2 separate regions of the Homo sapiens genome follow, and region 2 is linked to region 1. A link is a contact called in ENCODE Hi-C or POLR2A ChIA-PET data. All regions are on one chromosome and are shown on one strand. Each heading gives the region's core, a stretch centred on a gene start or an enhancer-like site at or near the end of the contact. The rest is flanking DNA. Distances are from core to core; before and after follow the strand shown. Region 1 holds the start of CIP2A (cellular inhibitor of PP2A). Region 2 holds the start of LINC01990 (long intergenic non-protein coding RNA 1990).

Region 1 (7,598 bases), core at 1,671-4,170:
CTTATACTGAATCTCTTAAAACAAAGATAATTTATTTTAATAATAACTAATACTTATACAGCACTTACTCTGGCCTAGGCATCGATCTAGGCACTTTACATATGTGAACTCTTTTCATCTTCATAATAACTCTATAAGGTAGGTACCACTATTTTGTTTTGCAGATGAGTAAACTGAGGTACACACTGATAGTAAAGAAGCACAACTGGAATTCATATCTAGGCAGCTTGGTTCCTGAATTCATGCTTTTAATCACTACACAAAATTAGTGTTATGAAACATCATCATTAAAAATCAGATTAGCTCAGCTTTGCCAGTCATCAAACATTCAAAGCCTACACTCTGCATGGGGCTATAAAAGTGTGGGAGAAGTACAGAAGAATGAATAATCTCCTTTCACATGATACCCATCTCTCTTTGCATACTCAGATCTCGCTCTCATGAAGTCTGTACAAAGACATTCACCATTAAAAATACAAATACTGTCAACCAAAATGGTTAAAATTAAGAAATATGAAAACATCAAGGGTTGGTGTGGATAAGTGATGGTAAATTTCACATATTGCTAGTGGGAAGATAAAATGGCATATTTCAGAAAATTGTTTGGCAGTTTCAACTAAAACGGAACATATAGGCATATGTTCCAATGCTCTAACAATTCTACTCCTAAGTATATAAATGTGTGCATATATCCACAAAAAATGTATGTCTACAACAGCTTTATTCTTAATTCCACCCAGAAATGTAAACAACCCAAATGCCTATCAACAGGAAAGTGTATGTAAACTGTGGTACACTTATACAATAGAATTCTACACATCAATAATAAAAAAAATGAAGTAGCGGTACATGTGCAACATGAATTTCACAGATTTTATTGAGTGGAAAAGGCCAGACACAAGAGTACATATTGTATGAGTCTACTTACCCAAACCTTATGTGAAGAGGCAATGAAGAAACCCTATGGGGCTAGAAATGTTCTGTATCATGATACAGGTGGTAGCTACTCTACCTATATGTTAGCTACCAATATGGTAGCTATGGTACCTATATATTAAAAACTATCAAACTCTTCACTTAAGATTAATGCACTTTATGCTCTGTATGTATTTTATCTCTTAATTACAAAAAGTCCTTTTTAGTAGTAACCTGAAGCCAGTGCTCTTCATACCTTTGCAACAACGGTAGAAGAGTTTTATGTAAACCCCTTGAAAGTTTAGGAATACAGTAAAGACCCCATCCCATATTTTGTTTAAGTCTCTCTTTTTTTTTGTTTTGTTTTTGAGACGGAGTCTCACTCTGTCACCCATGTTGGAGTGCAGTGGAGCGATCTCTACTTATGCAACCTCAGCCTCCCGAGTTCAAGCGATTCTCCAGCCTCAGCCTCCCGAGTAGCTGGGACAACAGAGAGACGCCACGCCCAGGTAATTTTTGTATTTTTAGTAGAGACGGGGTTTCGCATGTTGGTCAGGCTGGTCTCAAACTCCCGACCTCAGGTGATCCGCTCGCCTCGGCCTCCCAAAGTGCTGGGATTACAGGTGTAAGCCCCTGTGCCTTAAATCTCTTTCAGTGCACAACCTTCCTGTTTATTCAAAGAAAGGTAATGCTTCAGAATAGCATACAAAATGCTTAACTCCCGATTTTTAAATTAAACGGACTGCCCTGCTTATTCTGCGGCTTCTGGAGCCTATGCTAATTCAGAAGCAAAGCCTTAAGCATTTAACAGCTAACACCTTAATTATTAGGTTTGCAGGCACTTCTTAAAATAAAGAATGAAAAAGAGAAAACAAATGTACTTAGGAGATGGGCACTTGAAGTAGGGAAAAGAGGAGCACCAGTGAAGCTCAAGATAAGACAGACACATTTAATACAACAGCAGCTTCACTAACAGCTGCTGTTGCTCTACTACTGGAAATCATTTTTTTCCTGTAATATTTTACAAATTTTTGGCACATTAGTCTTTTATCATAGGGTTAATATAATACAATATATTTTAAAATTATGTTCAATTCTACCTTAACAGAGGAAAGCTGTGACACAGAGAGTTAAAATAAGCCTTAATTGAGCTTTAAAAAAATTAAACTGAGGTCAATGTTAGTTTGAATTCCGTAAATGCAAAACAAATGAAAGCAGAAGATTAAGATCCTAAAACAAACGGAATCGTCTGGACACATATCACTAGAATAGAAAAAAAGGCAATTCAGCATTCTAAGATTAAAAAACTGTAAGCAATGTATTTTGGTAAAGAAAAAGGATTACGCTTACTAGGAAGGGGAAGTGCTTCTTAATGTTGAAATAATGTTTTTCAAGTTTGAGTTCAACCCGAGTTCAAGTAAGAGCAGTAAGCAACAAATTCAATTATAGATTACCGAAGGGCAAAACCAAGTTTTAATCATGACTTTCCGTCACTGAGAATAGTTGTGTATTGAGGGCTTGGTTTCGTAGAAAAACCAAAACTAGAAGCAAAGGAAAAGATAAAGTTCCGAGCTTTTTCCGTTACCTACTCGAAACAACCTGAACTTCCCAACCTTTTGCCCCACTCCCGCTTTTCCTAGAGCCTTCAGTGAGCGCTCTTGCCTCTCGCTGCGGCCAGCGGAACCCCGACACTCACTAGCCTTTACCAGTACGAAAAGACAACAGAGGGATCGAAGGACTGTCCTTTCTTTCCCAGGCTGGGGCCGCCACTCCTCGGCCTCACTGTGAAATAAGAATTGCTAGGGGAAGCCCCATCTGTCCTCTACCCCAGAGCCTCTCACCTCCAAGTGCCGCAAAAGCTGAGTGGCGTTCGCCTCTGACTTCACGGCTTTGTACTGACTGACAGTCAGGAGCAAGGACTTCAAGCAGGCAGTGGAGTCCATTGCACCGGCCGCGGCCCGGCTTAGGGACCACCACCGCCCAGCGTGCGCCGGCCTTTAGCTTTCGCCGCGCTTTTTTTGATTTTCGGCCCCACCCCCTCGCTCTCAGAAGCTTCCGGATCCGGTCGGGCTCCGGAAGTCCCTAGGCACCCTAGGGGACCGTTCTCGGTGACGGCCGGGGTGGGCCAGGGGTCGAGGTGATTTGTGGGTCCAGGACGGGGGTTGGGAGCTGCCCCCGCTAACCCACCCTCGTCTGAGAGGCCGCGAGGTTTCGGCCTGAGATCCCGTGAAGGCGAGAAATCTCGCGATTTCTCGGGAGAGGAATCGGTTAGGAGAAGGGGGATTCCTCACTCAGCTGTGCGCTCTGATTTCGTGCGCTTCCTCGTCCTTCATGTTGGATGGCCAGTTTTTCGTTTGTGCGTCATCCTCTACCTGAGAAATGGTCGCTTGCCCCTAGTCTAGACACGGTGAGGAGCTCTGAGGAGAAGAATCTTGGGCCCTAGATTTTGAGGCGGCCTGGGAGGGGCCTCGTTTTTAAATCTCTCCTACACCCGCCCCTTCTGCCCGGGGATGGTAGTTTCTCAGAGTCAACCTATTGGCATTATGTGGCAAATTAGTCATGCCCTGACCAAAGTATTTGTCACATTTATTCGAGAAGACTACCTCCTGCTGACCCTGGGCCAGGTATTGCTCCGGAGGGTGTTACTCGTTAGCGTCAGTTTTTGTAAGTGAAGGTGTCTGTTTCTCTCTGGCATGATTGATTGTTTTATAATTCTCGATGTCTACGAAAATGGCACTATTATTTGCGTTTTTTAAATCGGAGATAGCTTAATATTATTGCATGTGTATGTAATGAAGCGAGTCAGTTACTGGTTTTGGAGCTTTTTGCTTAATATTTCCTAACGTCGAATAAAGCTTTAAAAACCAGGATGTAGAAATTGTAAGAATAGGGTACATTTCCATTTAATTAAATCGTTTATCAGAAATCATGTTTTTTCACTTCAAAAGAATTTTTTTGAATTACTAGATTTTTGAAGACAGGTTTGGTGTTTTGGTTTTGTTTTTTATAAAAGTTTAAATCTGAAAGATAAAAATGATTTAACCAGTTGGGACATTCATGTAAAAATCTTTGGGTAGCTTGTGTGTTCATTTATGCTTTCATTCATTCCGTAAACAATTATAGAGCGTGTAACATGGGTTAGAAACTGCCAGTCAGGGAACAGAGATGAAGTAGTATCCCCTGCTGCGAGGGAACTGTCTAGTAAGGGAAACATACAAAATAGTACTTTTGAAATTCACCACATAAATGAGAGGCACCATGCAGTAACATGCAGCAGTGGTAAAGAGTAGAGAGCCAGGTTGCTTACAGATTCTAGCTCCACCTTTGACGATGTGACTCTAGGCAAGTTCTCACTGCTGCAGAATCTTCATTAGGTAAAATCTGGCCAAGGGAGATACCTGGTTCATAGGACTGTTCATTCAATAAGTAGTTCATTGAGAATCTACAATGTGCTAAGCACTTTTCTAGACACAATAGACTCAGTGAAAAAAACAAAAATACTACTGGCATGCAACTTACATTTTGGTAGGGAACCAAATAATAAACACAATAAATAAGTAAGGAAAATGATATAAAGAGAAAAATAGACGTTATTACTCTAGAATAATGTTGGTAATTGATAAGGGAAATGGGAAGGTGACCTCATTAAGAAAGCAACATTTGGGGAAATGCTTCAAGGAGTTGAGAAAGGGAGCCATATTCTATGGGAAAAGGTTTTTAGATAGAGGAAATGGCAAAGAAAGACCCTAAAGTGGGATACTGTATGCCAGAAACAAGGATGCCATGTGGCTAGTGTAGAAAGAACGAGGAGGAGAGGAGTAGAGATGAGGTCCTATACGGTCTTGGAGATGGTTAAAAAATGAATTAATGTAAAGTGTCAGCTGTCATCTGGCATAATTAAGTTCTCAGTGTTACAGTCAGTGCCTCATTGGCAAATGAAGTGATCAGAGTTTGATAGTGTTGGACTTTTCATCTGTGATGATGTGTCAGCATCGTCCCCATTCAGAGGCCCAGGGTAATGCGCAAAGCTGCGTGCTATCAGTGCCATCTTTGTTGGATTTTGACTTAAGCAGTCATACAAATTTTGTATTCTCTTCTGTAATTAATATCAAATGTCTTTCTCAAAAAATCTTCACCAAAATTGATGTTGTAAGTTTAGTAAGAGGGATCGTTTCTAGCTGTGATAAGTCTTGACATTTTTAATCAGAGATACTTGCATATCCTAATTTGAGAAACACCAATCCATACTTTTAGGCCTCAAAAAGGGAAGAAAAGGAGCAGGAGGCCAGGAGCAGTGGCTCACGCTTTTAATTTCCAGTTTTTTGGGAGACTAAGGCAGGAGGACCTTGAACCCAGGAGTTGGAGCCAGCCTAGGCAACATAGTGAAACGCCATCTCTACAAAAAATGAAAAAATTAGCCGGGCATGGGTGTGCTCACTTGTAGTCCTAGCTACTCTGGAGGCTGAGTTGGGGGGATCACTTGAGGCTGCAGTGAGTGTGATTGTGCCACTGCACTGTAGCCTGGGTGGCAGAGTGAGACCCTGTCAAAAAAAAAAAAAAAAAAAGAGATGAGTCTGGGTCCCAATGACCAAAGGCCTTATTAGCCTTAAACTTGGACTCCATCTTGAAGTCCGTGGCAATCTCTGGTTTTAAACTGGCACCTGGTCTAGTCAGGTTTGTTTTTAGATTGATTACTCTGGTAGCTGAATGAACTATGATTTTGGGGAGGATAAGACTGGAAAGAGGGACACTAATTTTCTGGAACCTTCTAAAGGATAACCAGGATAATTGAGGTGGAGATACAAAATAGGTGACAAATTCGAGAAGTATATATGAAGTAAAATAGGTAGGATTTGGTGACTGATAGTGGATGTGAGGCATGAAGAGAGGGATGAGTCTAGCAGATACTAAGTTTTTAGGTTGGATGAATGAGAAGATACAGATACTGCTGAGTTAGTTAATAGAAAGTATTAAGGGTGTGCCAGGCGTAGTGGCTCATGCCTTTTATTCCAGCACTTTGGGAGGCTGAGGCAGGAGGATCTCTTGAACCCAGGAGTTCAAGACCAGCTTGGGCAATATGGTGAAACCCCACCTCTACTAAAAATACAGAAAATTAGATGGGTGTGGGTGGTGCATGCCTGTAGTCCCAGCTACTCAGGAGGCTGTCATGGGAGGAACACCTGAACCTGGGAAGTCAAGGCTGCAGTAAGCCATGTTTGCCCCACTGCACTCCAGCCTGGGCAATGTGGGCAACAGGAGGGAGACCCTGTCTCAAAAAAAAAAAAAAAAAAAAGTATTCAGGTTATATTTTATGTTCAGTGAGATTTTATATAGTTTGTCATACTGTCTTGTTCCATTCTTATTATGTTTATTTATCATTACGTTTATTCTAATAGAGATTGGTTTACTTAGACTTTCTGCCTATATATCATCTGCAAATAATTACCTCACCCCTTCCAGTATTTGTTGTCTTACATTATTGCATTAGTGTAAGCTCCAAAATATGGAAAATCATGTTAACTTTGAACAGCTTTTTTACATAATTTAATGAGAATGAACAGTGTTTTAACACAGTATAATTTGTGCTATTGGCTTTTGATATTCATCATGTTTAAGAGATTGGCTTTTATATCTGTTTCATTCTAAAAAATGTCTGCCAAAAATTATCCAGTTTTCACATTTATATATTTTATTTTTCACTTTAAAATTATAACACAGTGGATTATGTTGCCTTTTTGTTCTTGGGATAATAATAGTTTACACTTATTGAGCATTTGCCATGTGCCAAGCACTGTCCTAAGGACTTTCTACTTACCTATCTAATCTTTATAACAACCCCATGCTGTAGGAACTATTATGATTTCCATTCTAGAGATGAAAAAACTAAGATAGGAAGGGGAAGTAATTTGCCCAAGGTCACGTAGACAGTAGTAACAATCCTATGTTTTTCTTTGCTTCAGGTTTTGATTTGCTGGTATTTTATTCAGGATTTTATTATATACCTGTTCATAAGTGAGCATTTTCAGTAATATTTTTCTTTATTCTCACATCAAATTTGAATTATATGTTACCATTGAAAAAGAAATTGGAAGTGTTTCATCTTTTTTTATGCTATGGGATAATAAGAATCATAGAAATTATCTGATCCTTGTAGGCTGTACACAGCTGTCTTGTAAAATCATTAAGCTTGATAGCTTATTTAGTGGTAGATGGTAGAAATTTAGCAAATATTTGAATTTCTTTCTTTTTTTTTTTTTTTTTTTAATATGGTTTCACTCTGTTGCCCAGGCTGGAGTGCAGTGGCATGATCACGGCTCATTGCAGCCTTGACCTCCCCGGGCTTATCTTCCCACCTCATCCTCCCTGGGAACACAGGCATGCCCCGCTATGCCAGGATAATTTTTCTATTTTTTGTAGAGATGGGGTTTCACCATGTTGCGCACGCTGGTCTCGAACTCCTGGTCTCGAGTGATCCGCTCGCCTCAGCTTCCTAAAGTCCTGGGATTATAGGCATGAGCTAACATGCCTGAGCTTGAATTTCTAGTATAGTTACGGATCTGATCATTTATTCTGCCTTTCCTTAATTGTAGATATAGAGCTTTTTAGCATAATAATTGCTTCTCTATATTAAAAATTTACCGATAAAAAGTTGCATTCAGCATTCCAGTAATTCTCTTAATCTC
Region 2 (7,598 bases), core at 3,302-5,801, 1.2 Mb before region 1:
AGTGCTTCTATTACACACAGATGTACGAGGGCTGTCTAGGAGAAGCACTAGTGCAATTGAGTTTCAAGTTGAACTAGTCACTTTTTTTATAGAATAGCATTTTTATTTGAAAGAACAACTGACTGACAAGACAAATTGTGGTTATTCAGACTCGAATATTTGGCAGATTTTTTTTCTCAGAAATAAACAAAGTGAGCCTGTCACTTCTAGGAAAACAATTGACAAGATTTTTTTTAACCAATGATAAAATTATTTGAACTTACAAGTAAAAATTAAAATATTGGAAAATTCATATCCTAATATGTAAAATATTTCCTGATGAAATACAACTAATGAATATGATATTTTTGATATTGTACAATGAAATAGACATTTGGAAGAGCTGCATAATTCAGTGAAGGAATAATTTCCCAGTGACCATTACATGCTGTTACAAATCACTCACTGTATTATGATTTGCGTAAAACATCCAAGCAATAGACCAGTGGGTTTTAATGTAACAGAATATGAAAAGTTTATTGATATGCACTTAAATTCCCCATTGCAATTAACTTTTTTGAAATTATCATTTGAAGGATTTTGTAGTAGTATTAAAGACTATCCACAATTATCTGAAAACACTCCTTTCTTCAATGATGCTTCTCTTTGGGGACAGATTTTCTTATGTACTTAACCTACACAACATGTCACAGTAGATGAAAATGCAGAAGCTAATATGAGAATCCAGCTGCCAGATATTAAAGAGACTTCCAAAATATAAAATAACATTTTTCTCAAATTTTTGTTTGGGAAAACACTTATTATTTTATTAAAATGTGTTACTTACGTTAATACGTAATGGCCTTGTCATTATTATAAATTAAGTAACTCAAGTAACATATTTTAAACATTTCTCCAATTTTAATTTCTAATACAGTAGTATCAATAGATGCAATCCTCATAAACTTACATAAACAAAAGCTTTGTGGGGCTTTAAGACGAAAATATTTGAGAATCACTGGACTAGAGAAAGAGCAGCCATCAGGAGAAGTTAGAGAAACTGTTCTCTGGGACCTGCTATTTCATAATCTCCAAACACACCCTTCCTCCTCCAGCGCTTTATGACCCAGACTGAATGGTGTTGATTATTTAGAGTTGGCCAATTTACACTAGTGTTCTTCAGGTAACATTTATATTTGTGGAAATGCAATATAAAATCCTTAAATGCAGCACAACTCCTTCATAATCACAGACCTACTATTAAGTGGCAGAACTAATAACACATAGAATAAATATACGAGATTTTGCCAAGTATCAGTGGTTCTTTTCCATGTCCAAAGCCTCCCTTTTAACATTTATTATTATCATTTTCCAACCCTTCCATGGACCTAATATAATTAAAGATATTGTCTAGCAAACAAACTACATTTATTAACAGTAAATTTATTTTCCTACTTTGGATTGACTTTATGCAATGCCAGGCAAAGCAAAAACAATAGAATTTTCTGCAGTAATCACGCAATATCTGTTTAGATTTTTGAAAATTTAAACTAGGTTGTAGATTCCTCCCCACCCCATCATTACTTCCAAAAAGCACTTGGGATATAGAAACTCGAGGTTGAGATCCTCTGTGGCCTGTAGGTTTTGGTTTTGTTTGAATTTAGCTTTTGGTTTTTGGTCACTCAAATCATGACAGAAATAAGTTTTCCCATTTTTGCTCAGTGATCAGATATCTGAGAATCCAAGGTTTGAATCCCTTATACGGATACATGCAGTTTTAGGGTTTGCAGTGAGACAATGAAAAAGCCTGGGCTCTAAAATCAGAAAATGGCCTTCCAGTTAATAGCTGTGTAAATGTAGGCACGTCGATCAAGTTCACTGAACCTTAGTTTCCTTATATGTAAAATAGAGCTAATCATATCTACCTTGCTTAGCTGGTATGTGGCACAGGAAATGATAGACATTATTATTCAGCAAATAAACCAAGTTGTGCTATAAATCCATAGACTGCTTTCAATATTGAAATTATTTCATATTTTTGCCAATTTGTGGCAAAAAAATGTAAAAGACACTTTTGTGATTGGTCCTTGGTATAGTTTTGCTCCTTTAAACATGGACTAAAACTTGCCCATGCTCAGTGTGCAGGTCCTTCAACACATTTGAAGGTGAACAGTGCTGGTCCCTGACAAACTTAAAAATTGTTCAGGTTTATCTTTAGGCACAAAGAATAATCTGTGTTCTCAAATGCCATAGTGACCTCTGTCCCACGGTTCAACAGCTGTAGGGCTATCCATAGAAGCAGCTGGGCCTCTGGTTTCTCTTAGTATCATGAACCCAATATGGAAATCCTCCCCCTCAGATTTACTCACATTACTTCCCTGACCTTTCCTTCCTCTAATTCCTCCTCTCCCCTCTCAGATACAGATTTTATACTTTCCTACAAATGTTCTGACTTTAATTAGTATTCATCATTAATTTGAAGAGAGTCTATATTCTGACATCATGATATGAACTTTCCATGTTAATGAAATTTCTGACAATTTAGTGTGCTATTGAAATTCTTCCCTTCTCTAGTGGTTATGGTTGCATTTCTAAAATCTGTTATGATGTTGGAAGAATTACATTAAAAGTAGATATCATCAATGTTTTGTTCATTATTGTAATAAAATGAAAACATCTTAGTGTTGTGTTATAAATCCTATAATTAGTCTGTAATCCTTCCCTCCCTTCCAAAGGTATTTCAGGGATTAGAGTTTTTAATTGTGCGTGAGATTCATAAAGTAGGGGCACAGCCTTGTTACTACTATTACACATTTTTTTTCATTTGGATAATTTAGCCGTTATCACTTCAAAAATCTATTTAGAGATGACTATAATAGCTAGTCTCTACATTTTTACATTGGATTTTTCTTTCTTCCAAAAAAATTACTGCTCCACAAACCCCAAATATATTTTTAATTTAGGGAAAAAGTGCTTATATCTGAGAAAATGTGGATTTGGAGAATATATAGAACCTTTCCTCGGGAATTCCGAAAACTCAAGCGCTCTGGCTTACCAAGTGAAGTAGGTTTTCAGGAAATCCCAGCCCCTCAGGACTCTCGATCTGAACCAATCCCAGCTGCCATAGCTCCGCGCTCCCGGGATGGGGCTGTGTTGCCCACGCCTCGCGGCGCGGGCGGACACACACCCTGCTAGGACTAGCTCAGTCCTCCCAGTTTCCCTTCCGAGATGCCTCGGAATCTTTACCACGGTTATCAAACGATTCTGTGGATCAGTAGTTCCCAACTTCTAGGGACAGACGCCCTTTTAAAATTCAACGTAACAGACCACCACCCTCCAAACAGACTGTGATAGCCGTATTTTTAAATTCTCTACTGATTGAGAAAACTCAAAAACAATTAAAAACTCCAATAGAGCCTACAGTACTTTCAAATGACTGTATATTTTAATTATAGCATTTGCATACAACTGAGTTTATTTATCTATGCTGTACGCTAAGTTTAGGGGCAGGCTTGGTGCACAGATGGTTTCGCCCACCCTTTGCACAGGGCAAGCCCCCCCCAGGCGCCCAGGCTGGGAGGCCCAAGTCCCGGCAGCTGCTGCGGTGGACTTAGAGGCAGCAGCTCCTGCTTCTGCCCCAAACGTTCAGTGTAGTCGGATTCCCGGGGACAGCAGGGCAGTCTGCGCGCACATCCCCGGGGCATCGCAGGACACCTGCTGCCCCCTATCGGTGGTGAGAACAATAACCCGAACCCGGTTGGAATCAACTGGAAGAGGCCTTTTGAAAAAAAGAATATTCCAGGACTACGCAGTAGCCAGACGACTCTCTAAGAACATGGGTTTCCGCAGTCAGCTCCGACTGCCTCGTTTTAATGCAGTTTTTCGCCATTGTAGGAGAGCATGCTGGATCGAAGAGGACTCTGACACTGCTTCGGTGAAGGCGGGGAGTGGGGAAGGGGGGGTGTTGAAGGGGTTCAAGATACACCCAAGGGTCTATTTGTTTTCCACCTCCCTATTCAGCAACCCATCTGGTCCTTATGCAAAGCACTTGCCTTCTCCCGGGATGGGGACACACATCAGAGCACAGCGTGGTGTTTTCCCAAGCCCCCGAGGCACCTGTTCCCTCACATTACACCTTGAGGAGAGTCCAGTGACCTCTGCTGCAGAGGCGACAAAGGCTCCCTGGGAAGCCGGCCTCAGTGGTGTCCAGGAATGGCTTTCAAACAGCGTGTACTCCTGTGGTCCCTTTAATAAACATAGGACTATGCTTCAGAAAAGCAAAAATAAATGCCGAGAAGTAAAAGGAAGCTATCGGTTACCCCGTTACCTCTGAAGCCTGTATATGTGAAATTTTCTTCTGAGACCGAGCATTAAAATTTGCTTCCACTTGGACATAGCCAAGATTGCTAACAGGCTGGGAACGTGTGTGTGTGCGTGTGTGTGTGTGTGTGTGTGTTGCTACATACTCTGGGATTTCTAATTTTATTTTCATCACTTTCTCCCCGCTTATTACTACCCCCCCACCCCAATACACACACACTTGGCAGTATCCTAACTTCTTCACTCTTGTCCACATTTGTCTTGGCGCTCTGGGGAAGAAGGTAAGAATAGATAGACGAACGAAGGTGCGTGCAAGAAAGGAGGGAGGGGAGGAGGTACGGTCGGCTTGCACACCAGACTGTGCTTGTTTGAGCAGGAATAGTGGCGGGGTGTCTTCGAGAGGATAACGGAAATGCCCCACCACACGCCCACAGCGCAAGTGCCGGCGTCCCCAATCGGCCAGTGGCAGCAGCAGAACCGGGGTCCACTTGGCACCTCAGGGGCTCTCGCCCGTCCGCTCTGGGCGTCGGGCTGTCCAGTTTCCCTGGGAATCTGGGAGAGGAAGGAGGCTTAGCTAGCTCTGTTCTCCCTGCCAGTACGCTGTGGCGGCGGCCCCTGGCCAGGGCCCGGCCAACTCCCCGCTCTTGGGTGGCTGCAGGTGCCCAGTGGCCCATCCCCAGCGGGGGCGAAACGCCGAGCTGGCCGAACCTTCCACACGTCCAGCTCGGAGTGCGTCTCAGTCGCGCGGCAGAGGCCCCTGGGCCCGGGCGCTCTGGGTTCCCGCGGCCTGTGGGCGCGGTGCACAAGGGCGCGGGCGGGCGGCGGCAGCTCCCAGGCGGAAGGCGCGGCGGGGCCACGGTCACCGCCGCCGCCGCCGGGGCTCGGGCGGAAGCGCGGGCTCCGGGGGGAGGGGCTGCCGCGCCCCCGCAAGGCCCAGGGATCCCGGCCCCGAGCGGCTCCCATCCGAGCAGCAGCGGATCCCGGGCCGCCCTTACCCTCGCCGGGCAGGGATGAGCCCTGGTCAGGTTCAGCCGCAACCCCGCGCGCGGCGGGGCGAGGCCGAAGCCCACGCAGGTCCGCCCGGTGTGCGTCTTTCACTCGCACACACTGAGCCCCTTGCCAGGCGCGCAGGCCCGGGCTACGAGGCCGGCTGCTCCGCCGTCTGCCACCTCCAGGACCCAGAGCCGCCAGCCCTGGGCTCCCGGCAAGCTGTGACTTCCCGGATGGGGCCATGCTTTTCTTCCAGGACAATCGGGGCTCCTCCCCTCCCGGCGATCTTTCTAGGAGGCCACCTCCAGAGATTGCGAGGCGATTTCCTCCCTGCCGGTACCAAACTGTAACTCCTCTCGCTACAGACGCGGAGAACCAAACGCTGACTATTTGGCGAGGGACCACCACCACCCAGAAAAACACACGGTTCAGTGTGCGTTGATTGTTTGCATCAGCGAGTTCATGGCGAATAGAAGTTCTCTATTTTTGATAGCCCTGATTTTCAAGCGTTTTAAAAGTTACGTTCTGTTTTCTGCTTGGTCAACAACACGGAAAATGGAATATTGCTTTTTTTGTGATTCAAAATCAATTGTAGTTACAATGACTTTGAGAATTTCACGGCATCTTGTGAGATAAAATGGAGATGCGCACCTAGGTGAGAGTCACTGGAGTGGATTACGCAGTGGCCGGCTGGATCCGGCTAACAGTCTCTGAGGCTCATTCCTTTTCGTAATCAGCTCGCCCACTCTAGTAGGACTTTCATCTTTAAATTATTTTTTAATTATCATGAGGCTCTCAGTCTAAGATAGCAAAGATTGAGCGCCACATTTAAGCAGTTCTCTCAAACTAGCTTTACCTTTTTAGGGAAGTAATTCCTGGGCTAATCATTTCAGATCTGAGAACAAAAGAAGTTGCTAAAAAAAAAAAAACAACTTTTATTTACGCAGCAGATACTTATGGATCGTCTACCTTGCACCAAACGCGCGCGCGCACACACACACACACACACACAGTGAATACTGTGGGCTATACAAATAATATATAACATCTGTTGAATGATTAATATGTGACAGGCAATATACTTGCTACTTAAAAAGGATTCTATCATTTTACCCTCCCGGGGACATATGAAGTAGAGATATTATCATCCCTGCTTTACCTATGAGAAATATACGAGTCATGAAGTAACTTACTCTAGGTCACCCAGTTAATAAGTGGCAGGACAGGACATTACACTTTACGCCCAGTCTGATACAGAGACCTCAGCCCAACCTCTACAATGTGTCCTTCAGTCAGATCTGGGAATCTGTATATTTTGGAACCACCTTAGGTGAATGTGATAGAATTAGAACTTGAGAAGCCTTGATGTAATCAAACTTCCTCATTTTCCTGATCAGAAAACAAACTCAAAGAAGCAATTTTTCTGGAAACACACAATTGCAGAAAGAGATTCAGAGAGGCTGTTCCTGGTTTCTTGGCTAAGGTCCTTTCTACTATCCAGACTACATTGGCTCAGTCCAGGAGGAGTCAAAGAAGGTAAATAATTCAACAGTTACAAAAAGTGTACAGTCAAATCTTGATTATCCTTAGTTTCCCCTTCAAATTGCTTGCCTTCTGGATTTTTGACTGTTAATCTAGTTTCTCTCCCAGAGGGAGAGAGAAACCGTGTGAAACTCGATTATTTCATTTCTGCTCATGTTACCTGGTAAGAACGCTAATATTATAAAGGAAAATGGGGGCCAGGCATGGTGGCTCATGCTTGTAATCCCAGCACTTTGGGAGGCCAAGGCAGGAGGATAGTAGAAGTTCAAGACCAGCCTGAGCAACACAGACAATCCATCACTCCCCCCCCCGCAACCCCCAGCCCCACCCCCACCCTATCTCTGCAAAAAGAAAAAAAAATGGGCATGGTGGTGCATCCTGTAGTCCTAGCTACTCAGGAGGCTGAGGTGGGAGGATCATTTGAACCCATAAATTCATGGCTGCAGTGAGCCATGGTCATGCCACTGCACTCCGGCCTAGGTGTGGTGGTGTGCACCTGTAGTGCAGCTATTCAGGAGGCTGAGATGGGAGTGTTGCTTGAGCCCAGGAGGTCAAGGCTGCAGTGAGCCATAGTGCACCACTGTGTACCAGCCTGGGCAACAGAGAGACCCTCTCTCAAAAGAAAGAAAGAAAGAGAGAACCATGCAGACTACTGCCTTTTCTCAACAACTCTGAGCAAATTATTTCCTTTACCTAAAATCATTTGCTGATCTCCCATCCATTCTACAGGATAAAATTAAAATTAGACTTATGAAGAAGGCAGATAA

Evidence for each region. A loop is a pair of places that touch in the nucleus more often than their neighbours do. ChIA-PET counts read pairs that join two places held with the same protein, here RNA polymerase II (POLR2A). Pooled maps may share reads with other maps.
Region 2: a map of B cell shows a loop between it and region 1 (4-fold over the local background). The contact joins the promoter of LINC01990 here to the promoter of CIP2A in region 1. A Hi-C loop is called at or near these places in 2 of 168 maps with a recorded cell type or tissue (B cell and OCI-LY7) and 10 of 50 pooled maps. POLR2A ChIA-PET finds 5 or more read pairs at or near these places in 3 of 52 experiments (OCI-LY7, activated B cell and activated T-cell).

Annotation. Positions count from the first base shown.
Region 1 is chr3:108,586,518-108,594,115 of GRCh38, forward strand. It overlaps CIP2A (cellular inhibitor of PP2A), which reads right to left and starts at 2,921. Exons shown (of 21, transcript NM_020890.3): 1 at 2,757-2,921. The coding sequence starts at 2,858. DZIP3 (DAZ interacting zinc finger protein 3) reads left to right here and starts at 3,205. Exons shown (of 33, transcript NM_014648.4): 1 at 3,205-3,322. RefSeq lists an enhancer at 3,120-3,399.
Region 2 is chr3:107,426,379-107,433,976 of GRCh38, forward strand. LINC01990 (long intergenic non-protein coding RNA 1990) reads left to right here and starts at 4,552. Exons shown (of 3, transcript NR_110039.1): 1 at 4,552-4,580. RefSeq lists a silencer at 5,098-5,347 and an enhancer at 5,558-5,747.